Linked DNA regions of Homo sapiens: region 2 is linked to region 1. A link is a loop called in an ENCODE intact Hi-C map of the cell type or tissue named here. Cell type or tissue: A673. All regions are shown on one strand.

The links. A loop is a pair of places that touch in the nucleus more often than their neighbours do. Peaks named below come from ENCODE experiments on the same cell type or tissue, not always from the same donor. Only the 100,000 strongest peaks of a DNase experiment are listed, where the experiment ranks them.
Region 2: it touches region 1 in a loop (2.3-fold over the local background); 1 of 110 quality-filtered maps calls a loop at or near these places.

Annotation. Positions count from the first base shown.
Region 1 is chr18:67,877,885-67,881,884 of GRCh38, forward strand. The region is part of intron 4 of DSEL-AS1 (DSEL antisense RNA 1); the gene reads left to right. Among named protein-coding and RNA genes, the nearest start is that of LINC01903, 65 kb to the left of the region's middle. In A673, no CTCF peak of the experiment used is centred here; a DNase peak (open chromatin) is centred at 1,607; H3K4me3 peaks cover 821 bases; H3K27ac peaks cover 2,774 bases.
Region 2 is chr18:68,613,037-68,617,036 of GRCh38, forward strand. No RefSeq gene overlaps it. Among named protein-coding and RNA genes, the nearest start is that of TMX3, 100 kb to the right of the region's middle. In A673, no CTCF peak of the experiment used is centred here; no DNase peak of the experiment used is centred here.

The DNA.
Region 1 (4,000 bases):
TAAAATAACATAATTTCAAAATGATATGAATAGTGATAATTCTAGTTAAATAAAAGTGTCTCTTTTTTGTCTCATTAATTATGAAGATCTTTAGTCATGGTAACGCTATATTTAAAGAATTTAAGATTCAAGACTGTGCCACAGCCTTCAACTATTCTTTTAATAATTTAAACATTTTTACTTGTTAAACTCAAAGCCTGATAAATATTTGTAAAGCTTCATTTACACCACAGCGATCATAAAATGCAAGTGTTTAGTTCATCATTGTCTATTAACTTTCAATAAAGTAACTGAATTTTGTTTCGATTTGAGTACATAACTGTAATATTAAAAAAATTCAGACTTCTGAATCACATTTTAAAGTTAAAGTAATTGTATAATAATTTAAAAGATATGTTAAAGGACACAATTACACATTTATAGAGTAGCTACTAATCCTCCTGATAAGTCTTTGTTCGTCTGCATGTGAATTTCTCTCATAGCGCTAATTACCATGCATAGCAAATTTGACATTGTAGATTAGTTAACTTCTAGATAATATTTTATATGTGTTTCTTGTATAAATTAATCTTGCTTACAGTTAACTGCTTAGGACACTCCATTTATGTGCAGGAGATCTTAGCAAGATGTCGAAGGAATTTATTAGTATTTATTACTATTATCTTGCATAGATGTTTTGCTAAAGACAAATTACATTATTCTAATTTAGGTTAAAAAATTAAAAATCAAAGGATGGGAGTTTAGAACATTAGAACAAGGGAAAATTAGGAAATGTAAAATAAAAAACATTTTGACATGGGGTGATTAAAATGGAAAAAATATTTTTAAGATTGGTTTTAAAACAAATTTTACAGTCACAGTTGATATGTTTTAATGTCACCTGTGAAATGTATGCAAACATTCTACCTAAGACTTAAGTCGAGATATTATAATGGTAATACAAGACTTACTATACAACAAATATTTTATTCTATGTTTCTACTAAATTTTTAAGATTATATATTTAATAGACTATATATTAGACTATAATAGATTATATATTTAATATATTTATTTAATATATTTACATAGACTTTTTTGTTGTAAATTTCCTTCTCAGAACTGCTTTTGCTGCGTCCAAAATTTGGCTTGTTATGTTTTCATTTTGGTTCTTTTAAAGATAGTTTTTGATTTTCATCCTGATTTTTTCTTTGACTCATTGGTTTTTATACACATGTGGAAGAAGAACAATGGATTCTATCTCACAATATATACAAAAATCATGTCAAAATGGATTAAAGATCTGAATTATAATGATTAATTAAATTAAAACACCATATATATAATTAAGGTCTTTATTATGGTCTTTGTAATATTACTTATTTCTAAGTATCTTTGTAGCCATTTTTAATGAAATTTTTTTCACTAATTTTTGGACAGTTCATTGTTAGTGTATACAAATGCTACTGATTTTTGTGTGCAGATTTTGTATCCTGCAAATTTACCATTTGTTTATTAGATCTAACAGTTTTATTGGTGGCATTTTAATGGCATTCCATATATATTGCCTTGTCAGTAAATGACAGTTTCACTACTTCCTTTTCTATTTGAATGCCGTTTATATCTTTCTCCTGCCTAATTGTTCGGGCAATGGTATCTAGTACTACGTGGCACAAAAGAGGTAAGAATGGGCCTTCTTTTCTTGTTCTTGATATCAGAGGAACAGCTTTCAATTTTTCACCATTAACTGTGGATTTGTCATATGTGGCTTTTATTATATTGAGATACATTCTTTCTATGCCTAATTTTTGAAAGTTTTTATCATAAAAATGCTGAATTTTGTCAAATATTATTTTCTGCTTCTGTTGAGATGATTAAATGATTTTTACCCTACATGGTGTTAATGTGCTACATCACAGCTATTGATTTGCATATCTTGAACTATCCTTGGATCCCAGGAATAAATCACACTTGGTCATAGTGAGTGACCTTCTGTTGAGGATTTTTGCATCTGTGTTTGTTAAGGTTGTAGTGCCTTGTCTGGTTATAGTATCTGGATAATGCTATACTTGTATAATGAGCTTAGAAATATTCCCTCCTCTTCAATTTTTTGAAAGGGTTTGGGAAGGATTGGCGTTAATTCTTTTAAAAATTTTTGGAAGTATTCACCAGTGAAGTCATCTGGTTCTGGGCTTTTATCTCTTGAAATATCTTAAATTACCAATTCAATCTATTTGCTAGTTATAGGTTTATTCAATTTTTTACTTCTTCATGATTCAATCTTGTTAGGTTGTGTATGTCTAGGAATTTATCCATTTATTTTAGGTAATCTAATTTGTTAGTGTATAATTGTCCATTGCAATCTCTTATGATCCTTTGTAGCTCTGTGGTTTCAGCTGAAATATCTTCTTTTCATTTCTGATTGTATTTATCTCTTCTCTTTTTTTGTCTTGTTAGTCTAGCTAAAGGTTTATCAATTTTGTTTGTTTTTCACAAAGATAACTCCTAGTTTCATTGATTTACTGATTTTCTAGTATCTATATCATTCTTTCCTTTTCTGAACGTTATTATTTCCTTCTCCCTGCTAATTGCACTTTGTATTAGTTCCTTGAGGGCTAACATTAGCTTGTTTATTTAAAACTTTTCTTTCTTTACTTAGACTTTTTTTTTTTTTGTAAATTTTCCTCTTAGAACTGCTTTTCCTGCATCCAAAATTTGGCATGTTATGTTTTCATGTTGTTTTTTCAAAGATAGTTTTTGATTTTCATCTTGATCTTTTCTTTGACCCATTGGTTTTTATACACATGTGGAAGAAGAAAAATGGGCTCTATCTCACAATATATACAAAAATCATGTCAACATGGATTAAAGATCTGAAACTATAAAAGTACTAGAAGAATATATAGGAGAAAAACTGTATGACATTGGCCTGGAGACTAATATTTTGGATTTGACCCCAAAAATTTCCCAATGGAAGCAAAAATAGACAAATGAAATTACATCAAACTGAAAAGCATTTACACAGCAAAGAAAATAATTACCGGGGTGAAGGCAGAACTTATGAAATAAGAAAAAAATGCCAAATTATATATCTGACAAGAAGTTAATATCCAAAATATATATTAATTTTATTATAACTTGTAAGCTATAATTATACATATTTGTATGTTAAAAGTAGATGTTATGATATATGTATACAAAGTTGAATAATTAAATCACATTAATCAAGTTATCTATTACCTCATATACTTTTTTTTTGGTGGACAGGACATTTGAAATTAATGTGTTAGAAAGTTAGAAATTTCCAGTATACTATTAGTAATTATAGACACTGCGCTCTACAATCTGTCTAAAAGAAAATTTTTCCTGTTTAACGCTATTTTTTTGTTTGCAAGAGGGTCTCACTCTGATGCCCAGGGTGGAGTGCAGTGGCTCAATCTTGGCTCACCGCAGCCTCTACCACCCTGACTCAAGCAATCCTCCCAGTTTAGTCTCCTGGATTGGGATGATTAGTATTGTTAAAATGCTCCTACTACCCAAAGCAATCTACAGATTCAATGCAGTTCCAATAAAAATAGCAAAGACAATCTTCACAGAAATAGAAAACAATTAAAATGTGGTTAATCTTAATAAAACATTTTGAATGAGAAATAAAAGAAAAAAGAATAAGTGGAACAAACAGAAAATAAATTGAATAGAGAAGACCTAAACCTAATGAAAATAAAAATATATTCATTATGAATAGCATAAATATAATAAAAATTTAACAGTATTTTTTCCTTCTCTTTAAAGAGCTGTGTGTCAAGATGAGATCAACACTGATAAATTATTCCTTTACATTTATATTAATACCTTTAAAGAAAAAAAAATTCCAAACTTAAAAGTTCCCAAAAAATAGATAATGACAGATGTTCCCACATATTTTAGAAGGGAGGTATTATAATATTTATAACAAAACCTGCCAAGGAAATTACATTAACGAAAACTACATGCTCATAAGTCTATATTGCTATAAATTCCA
Region 2 (4,000 bases), 740 kb after region 1:
ACAATTTGTTGCACATAGCTCAACCTAAATGCATTTGGTAATTAGGGTGAGGATCTGTGTTTGCCAATTGACTTTATACAAAGAAAAATACATTTCTTAAATCTTTATGACCAGAAATCATTTTGAGAGAGGTGTCTGCTGAAGTTAGGCTCCTACCTTTCTACAGAAAATGAGAGATAGAGGCACTGTCTGCCTGAATGGTTACATTTCAAAGAGGTGGCTCTAGGGACTAAGAAGGACAATTCAGAGTCATAAAAAGGAAAGCGGCTGTAAAGAGGCTTATTTAGCTCTAAAAAAATTCTATACATTTCAAAATGGCAGGGAAAGAAGTTACAGTTACAAGTTTTCTAAAGTAAATGTTCTAAAATACGGGGTGAAGAAGTCTCTTGTCTTTAAAGGAAAAATTTAGCATCTAATTTTTTATTAGTATTTGCCCTTACTAAGATCAGTCTTATTAATAATCACCATCATCACTATCATCACCATCATTGCCATCATCGTATCCCTTATCATTATCACCATCATCATCTTCATTACTACCATCATTACTGACTAGACAATATTTAAAACCAAGGGAATGATAGGATGACAGCACACCAAGAAACAGAGGGAAAGTCCATCAAAATCTAGACTTAGATGATGAAAGACTTTATTCAAAAATATTATTGCAATAGAGAGAACCCTTCTATCTCAGAAATCTGCAAGTGTCTCATTCAAATAGGAAAGGTTTTTGATTTATAAGGAAAGGGAAAAAGACCCTTGCAGGATTTTTGTTTGTTTGTTTTTTGTTTTGAGACGGAGTCTCGCTCTGTCACCTGGGCTGGAGTGCAGTGACGTGATCTTGGCTCACTGCAACCTCCGCCTCCTGGGTTCAAGCGACTCTCGTGCCTCAGCCTCCCGAGTAGCTGGGATTACAGGCACATGCCACATACCCAGCTAATTTCTGTATTTTTAGTAGAGACGGGGTTTCACCATGTTGGCCAGGCTGATCTCCAGCTCCTGACCTTGTGATCCACCCGCCTCGGCCTCCCAAAGTGCTGGGATTGCAGACATAAGCCACCATGCCTGGCCCTTTGCAAGATTTTTTAAGGGGAAGTTGGGCATACAAGGAGCCATAGCTGTTGGAATCTGATAGGGAATGTGTCTCATCCATGGTCAGTCGATGCTCAGGAGAAGCAAGTCAGGAGATATGTTCTCAATTTTAGTGCTTGATCAAGTTGGTGAGGAGAGAAGCTTGATTAAACTCTGGTCAAGACAAGACAGAGAGTAAGAAATGGGCAATTGTAACCACCCAGGCAATGGTAATTATGATGATAAAAAGAGAAACTGAAAAATGCAAGCATAATATAGTAGTAAATGTATACTCTTTCCCACAGTCAGTTCTTTGGACAGAAGGATGCTTTGCATTCTGCAGCCATATGTTCTTTTGCTAGTTTGTTCATTCCAAAATCCAGTAGAGTTATTCTAATAGTTTCAATAAATAAGCTATGAATTTTATTTTCAGCAAAGTAGCAAGAAGGCTCTGAGAAGAACTGAGACTGTGAAGAGAAAGGGTCTCTGCTGTTTCTAGCTATTTGGCAGCATCACTTAATCATAATTAGCAATTAATAAACAAAGACACTTTACATGATAAATGCCTTTCAAGTGCCCAAGATACTTTGCAAATGATTACTTTCACAGAGACATTAATTTGCAATTTCCACCTGTGTCTGTCCCTAAAGTACAAAAATCACAAACCAGAAGCCTAAGAAACTGACTGTGCAAATAAAAGTAAATATGGTCATACTGGACCAGATGTAAGTTACAGCTTTATTTCAGGGAAAAAAATGAAAAGAATATTCTGTGAAGAATAAGTTAAAAGTGAGAGAAAAAAATTAAAAGAGATAAGATAAATAAAAATGTGGAATGGATTGCTCTGAAAAAATGCCTCTTCAATTATCTAGAAAAGATTTTTACAGATCCTTCATTACTAAATAAACTCATTTTGTGTATATTATTCAAAATGTTTGGCTACAATAGCAATAGCTAAGACCTATGAAAAGTTTTCTGTGTTCCAGACAATATTTTAAGGGCTTATTTGTATTAATTGGTTTAACTTTCACAGGCCACGGGAGGGTTCCACATTCTGAGGAGAGAGGTGTCACAAAGTCTTTCATGTTTATAATTCCATGGGTGGAAATGAACATTTTATTCCTTTACTGAAATGATTTTGAATTAAAGTCAAAATATTCATGGGAAATGGCATTATCAAGTCCTGACTTTACATTTCAATGTAAAGGAATTCATCTGTCCTTCCTAAGAGTCTATTTTGATGAAGAAAATATGAGAAAACTAGAAAACATTTACTCTGGTGGAAGAAACAGGAGGAGGAAGAAAAAGGAAAAGTACCACAAAGTGTCACAGTTCACTGAGGCAACCCAGATATGAGGTAATTTACAATAGCTCAAATCTTTTGAGAAGGTTCGTAGCCAAAAATATACTATTCATCATTTTAGTTTGCTTTTGTAAAACCAAATGAGAATGTATATAAGAATAATGAGAAAGCAAATTTTTACCTTTAGAAAAAAAGATAAGTTTTAGGGAAAAAAACTTGCATTATTTCACTAATGTATAATTTCAAAGGAAACTACAGAAAGTACATGCTAGTACCTTATTCTTAATAACCGGCAATTTCTGATATTATATTGTTTTGTGTATCCTAAGTTGTTTTTAAGTGCCCTAAAAATAAATGGGGAATAGAACCATGGAAAAGCCACCTCTCAGCTTAGATTTTTGTGAGGTATTTGTAAAATGACTTTTAAGGACAGAATTGTGTTTCCCCCTCAAATCCATATGTTGACATTCATATGGTACTGAGTGCCAGTACTCTAGAATATGTCTTTATTTGGAGATAGACTCTTTGTAGAGACAATTTAGTTAAAATGAGGTCTTTGGTATGGGCTGTAATCCAATACAAGTTGTGTTCTAACAGGAAGAGGAAAATGTGGACACAAATACAGACACAGGGAAGATGATGTGAAGTCACAGAAAGATGAGAAGATAGACATCTACAAACCAGAGAGCTGGGACAAGATCCTTCATGGGCTCTGCCAATACCTTGATCTTGAACTTCCAGCCTCCAGAACTGTGAGACAATAAATTTATTTTGTTTGAACCACCTAGTATGTGGTACCTTCTTCAGGCAGTCCTAGCAAACCAATACAAGGACTGAGCCACATCTTCATTCAAATGGCAATTTTTTAACAGCTATGATTAATGCCTGGAACTTGTGGGGAGATAGCATCCACATGAAAGACTAAAAGAGATACAGGAAAATTATAGACTAGATGTAGACATGAAACAACAGCAGCAACAAAACATTTAGTGACAGGACCACAGGTTATGGATTTTCTCTGAGCATGCAGATGTAGTCTTTCTGAAAACTTCTGGGGACTTTTGCCATCTTCATATTGGAAAACAAAGTTGGCCAGGTGCAGTGGCTCATGCTTGTAATCCCAGCACTTTGAGAGGCTGAAGTGGGTGGATCACCTGAAGTCAGGAATTTGAGACCAGCCTGGCCAACGTGATGAACCCTCATCTCTGCTAAAAATACAAAAATTAGCTGGGTGTGGGGGCAAGCACCTGTAGTTCCAGCTACTCCAGAGGCTGAGGCAGGAGAATAGCTTGAACCTGGGAGTCGCAGTAAGTCGAGATCACACCACTGCACTCCAGCCTGGGAGACAGAGTGAGATTCCATCTCAAAAAAAAAAAAAAAAAAAAAGTTTAGTTTCTGTATGCATCAAAAGGACGCCATTTCTAAACAGAAAGCTCAACACATGATTTGTAACTAGAATCAAATGGCACACAAATATATATTGACTTCTGTATTTGCCATTAAATGTACCATTTATTTAAGAAGCCTTAAGTTGAGATTGGAGTGAACTATCTCAAATATATAATGGAAGAGATGAGAGCTGTGTGCCTTTTCCCCAGCAGCAGAAAATATACTAGGAACAAGCAA